2 separate regions of the Homo sapiens genome follow, and region 2 is linked to region 1. Evidence: read pairs that join two places in POLR2A ChIA-PET (ENCODE). Cell type or tissue: PC-9. All regions are shown on one strand.

The links. Peaks named below come from ENCODE experiments on the same cell type or tissue, not always from the same donor. Only the 100,000 strongest peaks of a DNase experiment are listed, where the experiment ranks them.
Region 2: POLR2A ChIA-PET joins it to region 1 with 6 read pairs; 2 of 35 experiments call an interaction of 5 or more read pairs at or near these places.

The regions. Positions count from the first base shown.
Region 1 is chr5:40,595,287-40,603,286 of GRCh38, forward strand. LOC105374737 (a long non-coding RNA gene) reads left to right here and starts at 4,664. Exons shown (of 3, transcript XR_925942.3): 1 at 4,664-4,739. In PC-9, no CTCF peak of the experiment used is centred here; a DNase peak (open chromatin) is centred at 4,595.
Region 2 is chr5:39,573,060-39,581,059 of GRCh38, forward strand. No RefSeq gene overlaps it. Among named protein-coding and RNA genes, the nearest start is that of LINC02104, 57 kb to the left of the region's middle. In PC-9, CTCF peaks have their summits at 6,022 (motif pointing right) and 6,222; no DNase peak of the experiment used is centred here.

The sequences.
Region 1 (8,000 bases):
AGAATCAAATATGAATCTTAATTTTTTCAGTCTGTATAACTGAGGAATTATCTGTTCATATAAAGGGAATGCTTTTTTTTTCCCCCCCAGACAGAGTCTTGCTCTGTCACCCAGGCTGGAGCATGATCTCGGCTCACTAAAACCTCCACTTCCCAGGTTCAAGCAATTCTGGTGCCTCAGCCTCCCAAGTTACTGGGACTACAGGTGCATGCTACCATGCCCGGCTAATTTTTGTATTTTTAGTAGAGATGGGGTTTCACCATTTTGGCCAGGCTGGTCTCGAACTCCTGACCTCAAGTGATCCGCTCACCTCGGCCTCCCAAAGTGCTGGGATTACAGGCATGAGGGACCATGCCCAGCCTAAAGTGAATGCTTTTAAAAAAAAAAATCATTAGCTTCTTAAATTTTGTCCTGGCTTACATCATAAATCCATAATGAAGGAGGTTCACATCAAGTTATTAACCCCTGTCCTGCTGGCAAAAAGATGGCAATGGTCCTTAGAAAGCCTCCATTTTAAAATGTCTCACTTTTTTTTTTTTAAGCTTCACTTTTTTTTTTTTTAATAATTATTATACTTTAAGTTTTCGGGTACATGTGCACAATGTGCAGGTTAGTTACATATGTATACATGTGCCATGCTGGTGTGCTGCACCCATTAACTTGTCAATTAGCATTATTTTATCTTACCACTGAGAGATTCGCTTTAGTTAGCAAGCTCCTCTTTTAAAATGCAAATGAACCCTGGAAGAGTTGTACCATTATTCAAACCAAAGTGTAAATGATAATAACTGGATAACCAGATATACTGATTAAGAAAAGGCACACTGTGAGATTAGCACTTAGTATTCCCATTTTACAAACGAGTAAACTGTGATTCACAGAAGTTAATAACTTGTCCAATGTTACACAGCTAGCAAGTGCTATATCCAATATTTTACCTCTTCTGTCTGATCCCAATGCCTATACTCTTTTCATTTTATTAGTAGATTTCCCTGTAGAATCAAACAATTGGGGAAAGCCATTTTCTATAAAGGACGACACAAGGAGAAGAGTAGAACATTTTCCAAAATTAAACAACTGTCCTGCAGCATTTCTCCAACATTAATTGCCAAGATGATAACTATATGGTTCTCTTAGTGACCTGAAAGAGGTAATGGACAAATTTCAAGTCTTAGTAGCTACAGTAAAAGAGAAAAATCTCACATTTGATGAGAATAGGGGTCACAAACTCAAAAGTCTATAGAGACCAGGCAAATATAGAGATGAGTGAAGTAGGCCAAGTGCAAGCCATAAGTTGGCAATTAGTGCAGGCCCCGTTTTACAGATCTCAGTAAGGAACAGTGAAGAATTGCATAAAAGGGAGAGTGTAGGCCCCAACTGAAATAGGAGCAGTAACTCATCTCCAGCTAGTTTTTGAAGGACTGCAAACCAGTATTGTCAAGTTATTTACTTTTTTTAGCCAGAAATTTAGATTATTGTATAAAATCACTCAAATTTTTAAATGCTGACAACTAATTCAAATTTAAACATCATTCAAGGGCCAGATGCAGTGGCTCACCCCTGTAATCCCAGCACTTTGGGAGGCCAAGGTGGGCAGATTGATTCATCCCAGGAGTTCGAGACCAGCCTGGGAAACATGGCAAAACCCCGTCTCTACCAAAAGTTAGTTGGGCATGATGGTGCATTCCTATAGTTCCAGCTTATTCAGGAGGTTGAGGTGGGAGGATCACTTGAGCTCAGGAGGAAGAGGTTGCAGTGAGCTGAGATCATGCCACACTAATCCAGCCTGGGTGAGAGAATGGGACCCTGTCTCAAAAGAATAATATAAAGTAAAATAAAACATCATGCAGGCCAGGACTGTATAAGTTAAACCAAACACACTTAAAGGGGATTTGGGCCACAGGCTATCAGTTTTTTACCTCTAAAATGTAAAAAATATGATCTTCAAGATAATGTTGGGAGTCATTGTCACAAACTTGCTGAGTTGAAACATTATCAGATATTAGTGCCTTTTTTCTAGAAGTTTGCAATCTACTGGGACAGAACAGCCTACTTAATTCCGTATAAATAGGACTAGTCAAAAACAACATGCTGAATAAATGGTGAATATGAGTGTACTGCCACACATCCACCATCCCAAGATCTATTTGAATGTCACATGATGATATGAGCCACATTTGCCATCCATAAATCAGCATGAATTATCTGCTGGGCTCCATTCTGGATTCTGAGGATAAAGCAGAAAACAGCAAGGTATCTGTCTGCATGGAGTTTACACTCTAATATTGCAGTTATCATCCTATCATGACCATTGATATGAAGAAAAATAATGCAGCACATGGCAATAGGAAAAAGAGAGTCATCCGAGAAGCCTCTCTGAGAAGGGTTCATTTGATGGAGAGTAGGATGTAAAGGAGAACTCAGTCATATCCAGGGTAGAAGCATTGCAGAGGAGAAAAGAGCAAGGACAAAGCTGTGAGGTGGGAAATTGCCTTAATTATTGCAGGCACAGTTAAGGCCATGTAGGGCCGCAGGGAGGCTGGTAGGGGATGAGTTTGGGTGCTAGCCGAGGACCTGTTCATATAGGGCTCTGTAGGGCTTGAGAAGGACTTTGCTTTTATTCTAGTTGGAAGGAGAAGCAATGGCAGGAAACAATCTGACTTACATTTTTAAAGTTTCATTTCTGGATGCTGAGCAGAGAATGTGCTACCAGGGTCACAAGAGTGGAAGCAGGGAGACAAGTCATGAAACTGCTGCAGTGGTCCAGGACAGGGGGAGTGGTGAGGACTCAGTCAGTGATGATGGAGATGGTGAAGAGCAGTCAGTGAAGGTGAAGTCAGCAGGATTTGCTGATGGAGTAAATATGAGGATATGAGATAAAGAAAGGATCAGGAATGTCCCCACAGTGTTTTGCATAACCAGCTGGGTAGACAGTGGTATCACCTTCTGAGTTCTTTCTTGTACAAGGAAAGAACAAGTTTCTTTTTAGGGGAAGAGCAATGTGGAATCAGGAGTGTGTTGGAAATATTAAATGTGGAAGTCTACTAAATTTCTAAGTGGAGATGCTTAGACAGCTGAGTTTCAGTCTGGAATTCTGGGGAATAGTCAGCACTGGAACTAGAGAGAGGGTATCTAAAGTTACGGAAGTGCACGAGGTCTTCTGAGGGAGAGAGAAGAAAGGGAGCAGAGCTATGAGAACAAGCCCTGGAGTGCTCTGGGCAGAAGTCATGAGAAGAAAGGGAGGTCCAGTACTGAGACTGAAGAGGCTCAGAACAGGAGAGATGGAAAATCAGAAATGGGGGTTGTCCAGGAGCCTCGTGAGGAAAGTGTTTCAAGAAGGCAGTGAATTGATGTGGAATACTTTGAAGAGGTCAGGGGAAATGAGAACTAACTGATCGTGACATTTATCCACATGGAGCACAACAGAGACCTCGATAAGAAGCATTTCAGCAATGTGGAGGTGAGAGCAGTCTAACTGGAGTGGGTTCAAGAGAGACTGGGAAGCAAGCAGACTGAGACAGCAGTACAGCCAATTCTCTTGAGGAGTTTATTTTTAAAATATATTCCAGAGGAGAAAGAAAGAAAATTCTCCTCACACACACATAAATTTTCCAACCTGTTAGAATTCTTCCCAATTACAATTCACCACCTAACACCATACTTAAACCTAAACACAAGTCAAAATACAGCAAATCATTGGTAGACTAAATCTCAATAGAAAAAGCCATGCCCAAAAAACATAACTCACCTCCAAAAACTAGCCTCAAATACTGTATCTAACCAAAAAGCCTAATCAAACTGCTTTCTCTCATTTCTCATTCCACTTTCTCTAAGTACACTTCTTGTTACCCAATTTCCTCAAGTAATCTCAATTACAATGAAAATACGAACAAAGATCAATTCTGCATGCCAGAAACCTGCATGTGTTCCTCATACTTTGAGAGAAGACAAGATAGCTATATATGCAGATGACACTTTACTATGGAAGACAGATTGATAGTGTCTTAGTCAGTTTGAGCTGCTATAGCAAACTACCAGAGGCTGAGTAGCTTAAACAACAAACGTATTCCTCCTGGTTCTGGAAGCTGGAAGTCCAAGAATAGTGGCAGCATGGTCAGGTTATGGTGAGGGCCCCCTCTTCCTGATTATGTCCTCACCTGGTGGATCTGCCCTCATGGCTTCATCTGAACCTGATTACCTTTCAAAGCTCCACCTCCAAATACTATCACATTGGGGACTAGGGCTTCAACATATGAATTTGGGGGGACACAAACATTGGGTCCATTAGCCATCAAGAGATAAGCTTCTTAGGGCTCTTTGTTTAGTCTCCTAATCCTTTTTTCCACTTTTACTCTCTTAAAAAATCTCTACACCCAAATTTATTTCTCTTTCTTACCTCACCTCCCCCTCCTCTCTTCTTTTGTTTTGTTTTGTTTTGTTTTGTTTAAGCCCTCTGATTACATGATTGATTACATATCTCCTCATCACCCCCACACCTCTGCAAACCACCAGCAGTAACCTATCAAGCTATTCTAGGTCAAGAGCTAATTGTTCCTCTTCTGCCCTCAACCTGCAGGGAGTCCCAGGAATACCTCCAGGCAAAATTGCTGTCTTTCCTTCCCCAGGACATCTGAACCAGGTCTAGTTGAAGCAAAGTTGGTTGACAACTCATGCCTCTTGTCCTGGCCTGTTCCTCCAGTCTCTACAGCTGTCACTGAAGTTCAATCTCCATTAACAAGGTAACCAGGGGCAGGGACTCCAGGTCTGGAAGCCAAGCTGGGGATGGGAGAAGTTAACCCTTCTCTCAGTTTCCCAAAGCAAAAAGTGTGGGGAGGTCTCTGAATTTTCAACAGCTGTTCTCTCCTCTCCCTGCCTAGCCTACTTAGGTCTATGTCAGTGAAGCAGGCAGCAAAATCACCCATTGTAGGCACGTGCTAGCTCAGGTTCCAAGGGAATCTGAAAGGCTCACCTTGCTCGATGTGTTCAGGCCATTCAGCTACAGTGTTTTAGAGTTACTGACATGTCTCTCAGGCTCAGAACCTTAAGATGATGCTTTTTCTGATGACTGCCTAGATTTTCTGGTATTGATCAGATTAGAACATGTCTGAGAAAATCTGTCCTCTGGGGGCCAGATAGGAAAAGAGAGGGTGAATGAGGAAAAAAAAATCAATTTACAGATACCACAAACAGCCAGGAACATTTCTGGCCAGAGGTGTCCTTTCTGATAGTGCTAAATGGGTTAAAAAGCCATCTCATCAGATCAGTGGAACAAATGAGAAACCACAACTGCGAGTCAATAGGTATTGATTTACCCCTGTTGTGCTTTAATGATGTTTCAAAAGAAAAATGATACCTGAGCAGAGGCACACATCCACAGCAGCCAGCCTTTCTGGGAAAGTCACTCAAGAGTCCCACAAATAAATTGCCTACCATTGAAAGCAGAGGTGTTTCCATTTAAGCTTTATTGAAATAGAAATCTAGAGTCTTTGCAAATGTAACATGTGAGACCAGGAAATTTGTCTTTTCAAGTCATCAAACAGTTAATACCTTAGCTAATTCAGTAACAAGTACACCCACTGAAGCAGAACCTAGAGTTATGAACTAGCCCTAAGACCCATAAATCTTGTACATTGAGAAATAGGGTAGAACCTGCTTTTTTTACACCAAAATACTACGACTTTTTAAAATAGTCCAGGATCATTTAGGATTATTACAGATCTAAGAAAAATACATGTTTCATTGAATCACAGGTGTTAAATACTCCCTATATTCCCAAAGTCTCTCTTATTAAGTGAAGTCTCTCTTAATTGCAGTGTCAATCTATTTATAAGAGAAAAAAAAAATGACTCAGGCCCAAAAAGAACGTAGCATATTTTACAAATAGGAGTTAGATCCCATTCAGAAACTGCAGATGGAAACAGTATCTCTTATGGACATTGGGCTGGTCAACAAGGAAACTGTGGGCCAAAAACCATGGGAAGAAGTAACAGCAATGCCACCAGCCAGTTAGGGAAAAAGGGTGAAATGGCATACCTGTCACTTTCCCTTTTACAGTTTTCCTTCTCCAGCTGAAATTTATTGGCTTCACAATGACCTCAGCTCCTCTTCCATTAAAACATGTTGAGACATGTTGGCACCTCAAAGCATTCCCATAATTTTCAGAAAATGAAAAGACCAAAGCTGTTAAACCTAGCTTGCAAAAATAACAACTGCAAAATGAAGTGGGAAATATGTTTCAACCAGCCAGGGAGCCAAAGTCCAGCACACTGGGCTTCAAAGAGCTCTATTATTATAAACACACACCTGGATGCTAATCCACACCAAAAACATACATTCTGAAAACAACAGAGGAAGCCAGTGAGCAACACCATCACAGATCAGTCAATAAACACCCTCTTCTAGGAAGACAGGGAAGAGGAACTACAGAAAGACAAAGGTGAAAATCAGCCAACTATATATATTTTGACAAACTTTGAGCTTATACAAAGATATGAAAAAGCTAATCTCTAGAGGAAAAGTTAAGCATTCCTGCAAACTAACTGGGCAGTTCATGAGAAATCTACTTCTCATTTCCAATACTGTTGAAACAGTTTTTCCAAGAAGTCTTCTCTCTCACTAATGGGAAGAAGCCTGTAGGGTATCACTTTTGAAATTCTTCCCTCAGGCATCCCCCCTTCCTCAGATCTAGGCACTTTGATTTTTCTTTGACTGCAGTGCACATCTCCATCCCTAGGACCTTCCTAGGCTGTGAACACACTGCATACCTTGCATATTTTCCTACCTTTCCCTTCCATGTAAAATATACTTGTCCTATGTTCCACTTCCCTAGATTCTGTCCTCAACCAAAGTCACAATGAATTAATCATATAAACAAATTAGTTAGCCCGTGCGCTACACCTCTCACCTAGAAAAATATGTCTGTAATCTTGTTTAAATGCTTATTTTCATCAAAAAACATTTGACTGGACTAGGTAACCTTCAAATTGTCTCCCAACGCTAACATTGTAAAATTATATGAGTAACTCCAACCAGAAAAAAAAAAAAAGTAAACCTTGGGCTAAGCTAATTGGTAAGTTGACCTTTTGGGGTCCTTGAAATTAGACAATTTGTGTTGTTGCTACTGGGTGTAAACATGTCACATCTGCTAGTTGACCTTCAATCAAAAATTTATTGGCAATTTTTAGAGGTTATTATTACATTTTCTTGTCTATTCTATGTCCTTCAGTGAATTAAAGATGACTCAAATTCTTTGCTCTTCCTCCCATCAGAAAGTTAGTCTATTTTCTCTCCAACATGGAATCAAGCCAGCCTTATGAATTTATTAATCAATAGAAGGTAGTGAAAGTGACACCTTGCCAGCTCTGGCCTAGGCCTTCATAGGCATGGAAGCTTCTGCTTTCAGCCTCTTTGGAGCCTTAGCCAATACATAAAGTAAAGATATTCCATTACTCTGCTGCAAAGACCTGTAGCAGGAGAGAGAGAAAGATTTCTGTCCAGCCTCCAGTTGTTTCAGACTTAGCTGAGGTGCCAAACATGTGGATAAAGCCATTTTGGATCCCCAGCCCTATAAAACCTCCAGATAAGTGCAGCCACATGAATAAGTCAGACAAGGCCAACAGAAGAATCACCCACCTGAGCTCAGCCCATAGACAGTTGTTATTATCAAGCTACTACCTTTCAGAATGGTTTGTTACTCTGCAATAGATAACTGCAGCACATCCCTAAAAGCTGACCTATTCCTTTCTTTGAATAAAGAAGGTATTAATAACAAATAAAATAATTTTTAAAGTTTCTAATTATCATAGTCATTTCACCCTCCAGCACACACTTACTCTTACAATGGCACATCAGTAAAACTCATTCAATACTTTCTCAGCTGCATGCGTGTCCTTAATATCTGTTGCCATCCACGAAGTCATAAATTGTAAGCTCCTGCTGGCTAGGATCCAGAAACTCCAATAAGTATTTTATAAAGACTTTTCAGAAATAATTTCAGTCAA
Region 2 (8,000 bases), 1.0 Mb before region 1:
ATATTAAAAAATCCCTGTGAGCTGGATGAAGACTTGAGTTTTTAGATGATAAAGACCATGTAAGTGCTGGAGGTGTTTAAAGAAAAAAGAAATACTTCTGGCCACATTCTAGGGTGCTTAACAGACCTGTACGATCAGTAGTACTTCTTATTAAGCTTCCAGACAGAGAAAACAAGTTACAAAGAAAATATTGACAACACTATCGATCTTTTTATCTGCAATACAGTAAAATAGAAGACAATGAAGTGATATTATGGACTTTTGAGTGAAAAGAGCTGTGATTCTAGAATCCTGTTCTCAGGCTTTGTTTATGAATTGGGGTGAAGATGTGACATTCTGAGATCTACAAGGACCTAGTAAGTAAACAACCCATACACATTCTTTGAAAATGTTACTGTAAAACTTCAACAAAAATTAAATCAGCATTTGATTTTACGTTGAGGAAGAATAAAGTATGTCAGGGAGAAAGATAAGTGATAAATCACATATATGTAATTGATGTGTAAAATTATCAGAAACCTATAGGGTACAGTAAGAAAACACTATTCATTCCTCTGCCTCCAAATGAAATCTAAGACAGGTCTAATATTGGTCATTCTCAGATAAAAACAGTATTCTCTAGTCACTTAAAAAAATCAGAATAATTTTATCCATCAGTTAAAATGTCAATATCGTGTAAGAGTCAACCTTCTAAACTCCATTCTAAATTAAAACTTTTTTGCTTCCCCTGCTCGGAATTATCTGACAAAGAATTTAAAGCAGCTATTACAAAAATTATCAAATGAGTAATTGTGGGCACTCTTGAAACAAATATTAAAATAGAAAGTATCAGGCAAGAAATAACATAAAGAAGAACCAAATGAAAATTTTAGAACTGTAAAATATAGTATCTAAAATTTAAGAGAAAACCCAACAGCTCACTGAATAGACTCAAAAGTAGAATAGAGATTATAGAAGAAAGAGCAAACTTGAATATAGAACAATATAAATTATCCGGTCTGAACAGCAGAAAGAAAAATGTTTGAGGAAAGAAAGAACAAAGTCTTAGGGACCTATGATAGTACACAAAAGCTATAATATACATGTAATTGGAGTTATAGAAGAGGAGGGGAATAAACATAGTGCTGAAAAAAAAATTTGAAAAAATAATGGCTGAAAACTTCTCAAATACAATGAAAGACATAAACCTAAAAATTTAAGAAGCTAAGTGAACTGCAAACAAAATAAGTCTGAAGAACTCTAGCCCCAGAGTCATAATAACAAAACTGCTGAAAATTAAAGACAGATAAACTCTTGAAAGCAACCAGGAGGCCGGGCGCGGTGGCTCACGCTTATAATCCCAGCACTTTGGGAGGCTGACGCGGGCGGATCACGAGGTCAGGAGATCGAGACCACCCTGGCTAACATGGTGAAACCCCGTTTCTACTAAAAATACAAAAAAACTAGCTGGGCTTGGTGGCGGGCACCTGTAGTCCCAGCTACTCGGGAGGCTGAGGCAGAAGAATGGCGTGAACCCAGAAGGTGGAGCTTGCACTGAGTCTGGGCAACAGAGCCAGACACAAACACACACACACACACACGCACACACAAAAGCAACCAGGAAAAAACATGGCACATTACCCATAGAGAAACAATGATTCAAATAATTGTGGATTTTTCATCAGAACCTATAGAAGCCAGAAGTAATTAGCACATTTTAAAGGTGCTAAAAGAAAATACCTGTCACACCAGAATTTTATGTTCAGTGAAAATATCCTTCAGTAACAAAGGGAAAGCCAGTGAAACAGAAAATAAGCAAATAATAGAGAAAGGTAATAAACTAAGAATGATTCTTTGAAAAGTCAATAAAATGTAGAAACTTCCAGCTAAATTGGTCAATTAAAAGAGGAGAGGAATAATCAATATTAGTAATGAAAAAATAAACATTACCACATGTTCTACTGACATTAAAAGGATAAGAAAAATGTCTTAAAAGACTTTATGCCAATTAATTCAACAACTTCGATAAAATGAATCATTTTTTTTAAAGAACAGCAACTACCAAAGCACACTGAAGAAGAAACAGATAACTTATTTAGAGAAATTGAATTTATAATCTATCTTTCTTACATAGGAAACTTCCAGATAGCTTCACTCATGAATTCTACCAAATATTTATGGAAGAAAATTATAAAATTCTACATTAACTGTTTTTTTTTTTCTTTTTCTTTTTCTTTTGAGACAGAGTCTCACTCTGTCACCCAGGCTGGAGTGCAGTGGTGCGATCTCGGCTCACTGCAAGCTCTGCCTCCCGGGTTCACGTCATTCTCCTGCCTCAGCCTCCCGAGTAGCTAGGACTACAGGCGCCTGCCACCACGCCCGACTAATTTTTTTGTATTTTTAGTAGAGACGGGGTTTCGCCGTGTTAGCCAGGATGGTCTCGATCTCCTGACTTCGTGATCCACCTGCCTCGGCCTCCCAAAGTGCTGGGATTACAGGCGTGAGCCACCGCGCCCGGCCTACATTAACTCTTAGAAAATTCAGAAGAGGAAATATTTCACAACTCATTTTATCAAGCAACACATTTCTAGAAAGAAAACTCCAGAATAATATCCCTCATAAACAGTCAAAATTGCTTAAGAAAATTTTGGCAAATTGAATCCAGTGAATAATAAAAAGTAATAATGCTTCATTACCAAGTGAGGCTCATGACAATAATACAATGTTGGCTTAACATTTGAAAATGAATCAATGTAACTCCCTAGATTGACTTACACAAAATACCAAACAATATGATTGATATAGAAGAAGCACTTGGCGAAATTCAGCTTACCTTATGATAAAAACTCTCAACAAACTAGGAATAAAATGAAATGTCATCAAATTATTAAAAGGCTATGTATTAAAATCATATAGTATTGAATGACTTAATATTTTCTACCTAACATTGGGAAAAAGGTAAGAATGGCCTTTTCACTATATCCATTGAATGTCATATTAGGGTAGCTAATACTAAATAAAGCAAGAAAAAGAAATGAAAGACATAGATATTGGAAGGAAAGAAAACTGTTTGCAGACAACAAGATCGGGTACATAGAAAACTCTAAGGAATCTACAAAAACTAATATACAACTAATAGGCACATTCAGCAATGTTGCAAGTTACAAAGTCAATATATAAAAATTAGTTGTAGTTTTACATATTTGCAATAAACAATTGAAAATAGAAGTAGAAATACCATTCATTATAGCATCAAAGAACAAGAGATACTACGGAATAAATTTAATAAAAAACATATCAGACATGGGCTGGGCGTGATGGCTCACGCCTGTAATCCCAGCACTTTGGGAGGCCGAGGCGGGTGGATCACGACGTCAGGAGATCGAGACCATCCTGGCTAACACGGCGAAACCCCGTGTCTACTAAATATACAAAAAAATTAGCCGGGCGTGGTGGCAGGCGCCTGTAGTCCCAGCTACTCGGGAGGCTGAGGCAGGAGAATGACGTGAACCCGGGAGGCGGAGCTTGCAGTGAGCCGAGATCGCGCCACTGCACTCCAGCCTGGTGACAGAAAGAGACTCTGTCTCGAAAAAAAAAAAAAAAAGGAAAAAAAATCACACATGGATAACAAAAACTACAAAATATTGCTAAGAGAAACTAAAGAAAGCCTGAACAAATGTATAGAAATATCATGTAATGAATAAGAACATGGAATACTGTTGAGCTTTAAATTTTCCTAAAATTGGTACATAGATTTAATGCAACCTCAATCAAAATTCCAGCAGCATTTTTTATAGAAATTGATATGATAACTCTCAAATTTACATGAACGTAAAATCTTGAAAAAACCCAAAACACAGTTGTAGGACATACAGTGCCTAATCCTAGGACTATAAAACTATAGTAATCTAGACTGTTTAAGAAAAGACTTATAGATCAAAGGGACAAAAATAGAGTTCAGAATTCAAACTTCACATATGTGTTCAATGACTTTTGACATAAATGTAAAAATAATACCATGGGGAAAGGAGAGTTTTTTTCAACAAAAATTGCTGCATCAGTTGTATATTTTTGTGTGAAATTTTTGAATCTCAAGCCTTATCTCACACTATACATCTAAATTAACTCAAGATAAATCGTAGTCCTAAACAGAAAATCCGAAGCTAAAAATATCATATCAGAAAAGATAGACACACAAATATTTGTGATCTTGGATTACAAAAATATTTCTGAGATAGGACACAAAGGAAAAAATAATAAATTTGACTTCATCAAAATTAAAAATTTGCTCTTAAAGAAACAATTAAGAAAATAGAAGGGAAAGCCATTGACTGGAAGAAAACTTTTGCAAAACGCATGTCTGATAAAGGATTTGTACTCAAAAACTCAATAGTAAGAAGATAATTGCAAAATAGGCAAAAGCTGTATCAATGTCAGGGAAGATGTAAGAACAGCAAATACGCAAGTGAAAAAATATTCAACATTATTAGTCATTAGAGTGATTAAAATCACCAGAGTTGAATAGATCAAGTATTTGCAAGAAGATGGGGCCATTGGAGCTCATCTTTGTTGGTGGGAATACAAAATAATACAATCAGTTTGGGAGTTTGTAATGATAAACATTGACTTTACCATCCAACCTAGCAACTCTCTGGCTGTTTATCCTAGCAACCCTTTTTCTAGGTATTTATCCCAGGGAAATGAAAACACGTGTCTGCACAAAGCCTTGTATGCATACTTACAGCAGCTTTATTCCCAGTAGCCAAAACCTAGAAGCAAGTCAAGTATCCATGAAATACTAATCCACAATAAAAACGAATGAACTGCTGCTATACAGAATAACATGGATGGATCTCAAAATTATTATGCTAAGTAACAGAATCCAGACACAGAAGACTACATCATGGTATGGTTTCCTTTACATAAAATTCTAAAATGAAAACCTATAGTGGCTAAAAGTTGATCAGTGGTCTTTAGGAGTTAGAGGTTACTAGGGTTTGGGAGTGGGGACAAGAGACGTATGAAAATGGGCACATAACACGTTAGGGTGATAGAAATATTCTGATTGTGACTATGGTTAACCAACTGTATACAGTTGTCAAACTTATAAAATTGTACCTTTAAAAATGATAAATTTTACTGCATGTAAATTATACATAAAAATCTAATTAATTTAAAAATAGCTAATAAAAAGTCTTTAATAATACTGTTGTAAGCCTATGTGGGACTCACTGCTACCTGTTGTATGAGTTACACAATTTTAACAATCTGCTCAGGTCACTGCTATTAGCTAGTAATTGTTATGTGCTTACTACATAGCAGGTACTGCTTTGAGTGATTTTACAGTTTTTGCTAATTTAATCTTACCAACAACCCTATGAAGGAAATAGTGTTATCTCTCTTTGACAGATAAGGAAAATGATTACAAAAATTTTAATTAACAGCTAGTAAGTGGAAAATGTATATTTTGAAAGAGGCATTAGAGACCAGATTCTTAACCACTATTATATATTGAGAGGTAAACATAGAAAATGTTACCTGTCAATATAATGCACTATGACTAATCTTAGGTGAAGGGTATATGCAAATAAGTTCACAAATTCAGGGAGGGGGAGGCTTGGCTTGGGAAGACCTTATTGGAAAAAGTAATTCTAGTTCTGAGTCTCACGAGATGGTAAGAATTTGAATTGTTAATTAGTGTTAAAAATGTGATGTCACTGAAAGTCACCTGACATTAGATAACACACTTTACTCCCCATCACACCAATTGTTTTATTCTTGGGCTCAATGATATAAATGATGTTAGTAATAAGGGATGAAGCACCATAGTCTCTTATAAGCAAAGGCTGTATCAATTTGTTAATTGTAATTTTGTGTGCTTTAAAATCAAAGATCATTCTTACATGAAGCTCTAAAATCTCTTATTAGATTCAACATTAAAAGCCATATTTAGAAAGAGTTTTTGAAAAATTGAAAGAAAACACTTCACACTTAAAAAAAAAAAAAGACTTAAAATGCAGTTCTCAATAATTCCAGCAGATGGCAATACAATCATTGTTAAAAAGTTAAGTTTTGCCATCAAAGTGGAAAAAAAGGGCAAATGAAAACAACCTATATCCTTTTTTATTTTGTTTTATTTTATTTTATTTCTTTTGATTTTTCTCCTCTGTGGTCAGCCCTTTTTGGTTGCTAAAACAATTCTATACCTAATGTTTTTAAAGCTACATAGCCTGCTAAGGACCTAATTATGACCTCCCTTAAATGCCAAGATAGAGATACTAATCTGTTTTTTTAGTATTTTTAAGTGTTAAGAACACTTAACATGAGTTTTACCCTTTTAACAAATTTTACAGTGTACTACACAGTATTGTTAACTAGAGGGATAATGTCGTAGACATATCTTTATTCTGTAGAGATAGATGGCTTTGAGTAAGGGATGACTTGGTCAAAATTGTTCGTTAGAAAAATAACTCTGACAGGGAAAGGACAAGTGGAAGGATGTAAAAGAGAGGAGTGTTTGTTAGAAAACAGGAAGAAGGCAAGGGGAAGATCCCGAAGAGTGGTAATGGGAAAACTATGGCTTAGATGAGGAAAATAACTGTAGACACAGAAGGGAAAGAACTGAGCAACTAATTGGATGTCAGACATTCAAAAGAACAAATAGCCAAAGATAACTCCAGTATTTTAATCTGGTTTAGGGGAAAGCTAACCAGAGTATAACAGGAGAAAGACTGAGCTTGGACCAAAGGGAGTATTTTCAGGTGCCCTTGTGCATCTACACAGATTTAACTTAGCAGTTGACAATTGGGTCTCCTGTTTAGATTAAGAAGTAAAATTTAAGAGAGACATAAACACAGAGTGGATATTTGTGGCCTTAGGAGTAGATAAGAAAGTCACAGAGAGATAAAGGCCAAAGTCCTAAGAAACGTCTAGATAACGCTTGCATTTAGGAGAAACCAATGATATGGTTAAGTTTAACAGAATTCTCAGGTGGCTGTAGTGTCTTAGGAGGCTGCAGAGAAGGATACGTGGAACAAGAGTAAGGAATATTTCAATAAGTTTGAGAAGATGATTGGAACAGAGGCCATTGGACTTTAAGAAAATTAATGGGGTAGAAAGCAGATTACCATGAGAAAGGAGTGGAGAGATTGTAAGAAAGTCTGAAATCTCTTTTTAAAAGTTTGATAGTCAAGGGAAGAGAAAGGAAGAAATCATTCCCTTCCAGTAGTTTGACTAGACAGCAGGAAAGGGGAAATCTTTTTTTTTTTTGAAACGGAGTCTTGCTCTGTCACCAGGCTGGAGTGCAGTGGCATGATCTCGGCTCATTGCAACCTCTGCCTCCCAGGTTAAAGCAATAACTCCTGCCTCAGCCTCCCCAGTAGCTGGGACTACAGGTGCGCCCCACCATGCCCAGCTAATTTTTGTATTTTTAGCAGAGACAGGGTTTCACTATGTTGGCCAGGAAGGTCTTGATTACTTGACCTTGTGATCCGCCTGCCTCGGCCTCCCAAAGCACTGGGATTACAGGCGTGAGCCACCGCACCCGGCCTGGAACGGGGAAATCTTTATACAACAGAGGGCCATGAGCATGATTGTGTCTGTGTGAAGGAGACATTTGAAATTATACTAAAGTTGTTTTCTTTTTTTTTTCTTAAATAACATGTAGATAATTTAATGAAATGGCATAGCTTCATTTAACAGAAGTTTTGTGGATTTAAGAAAAATTAGACATATAATTTTAAAGCATATTTTGCAACCTTTCTCATTATTCATTATTCATCCTGTGTCTGCTTGGCTCCTCTCTGCTGCTGATGTCTGAAGCTTTGGGACTATAAGAGTTAGTCATGCTAATTACATCTGTTCTCAGCATCCAAGATCTTCTGATATTGTGGCAAGTGATAAGTCTGAGGGGGCTGTTGTAGAGTCAACCAAGCATTAAAAATCATAGAAAGCTCTAAAGCCTATTGCTCTCTTATGATATGTGAGTATGTTTTCTTGTCAAGGCTTATAGAGAGCTTTTC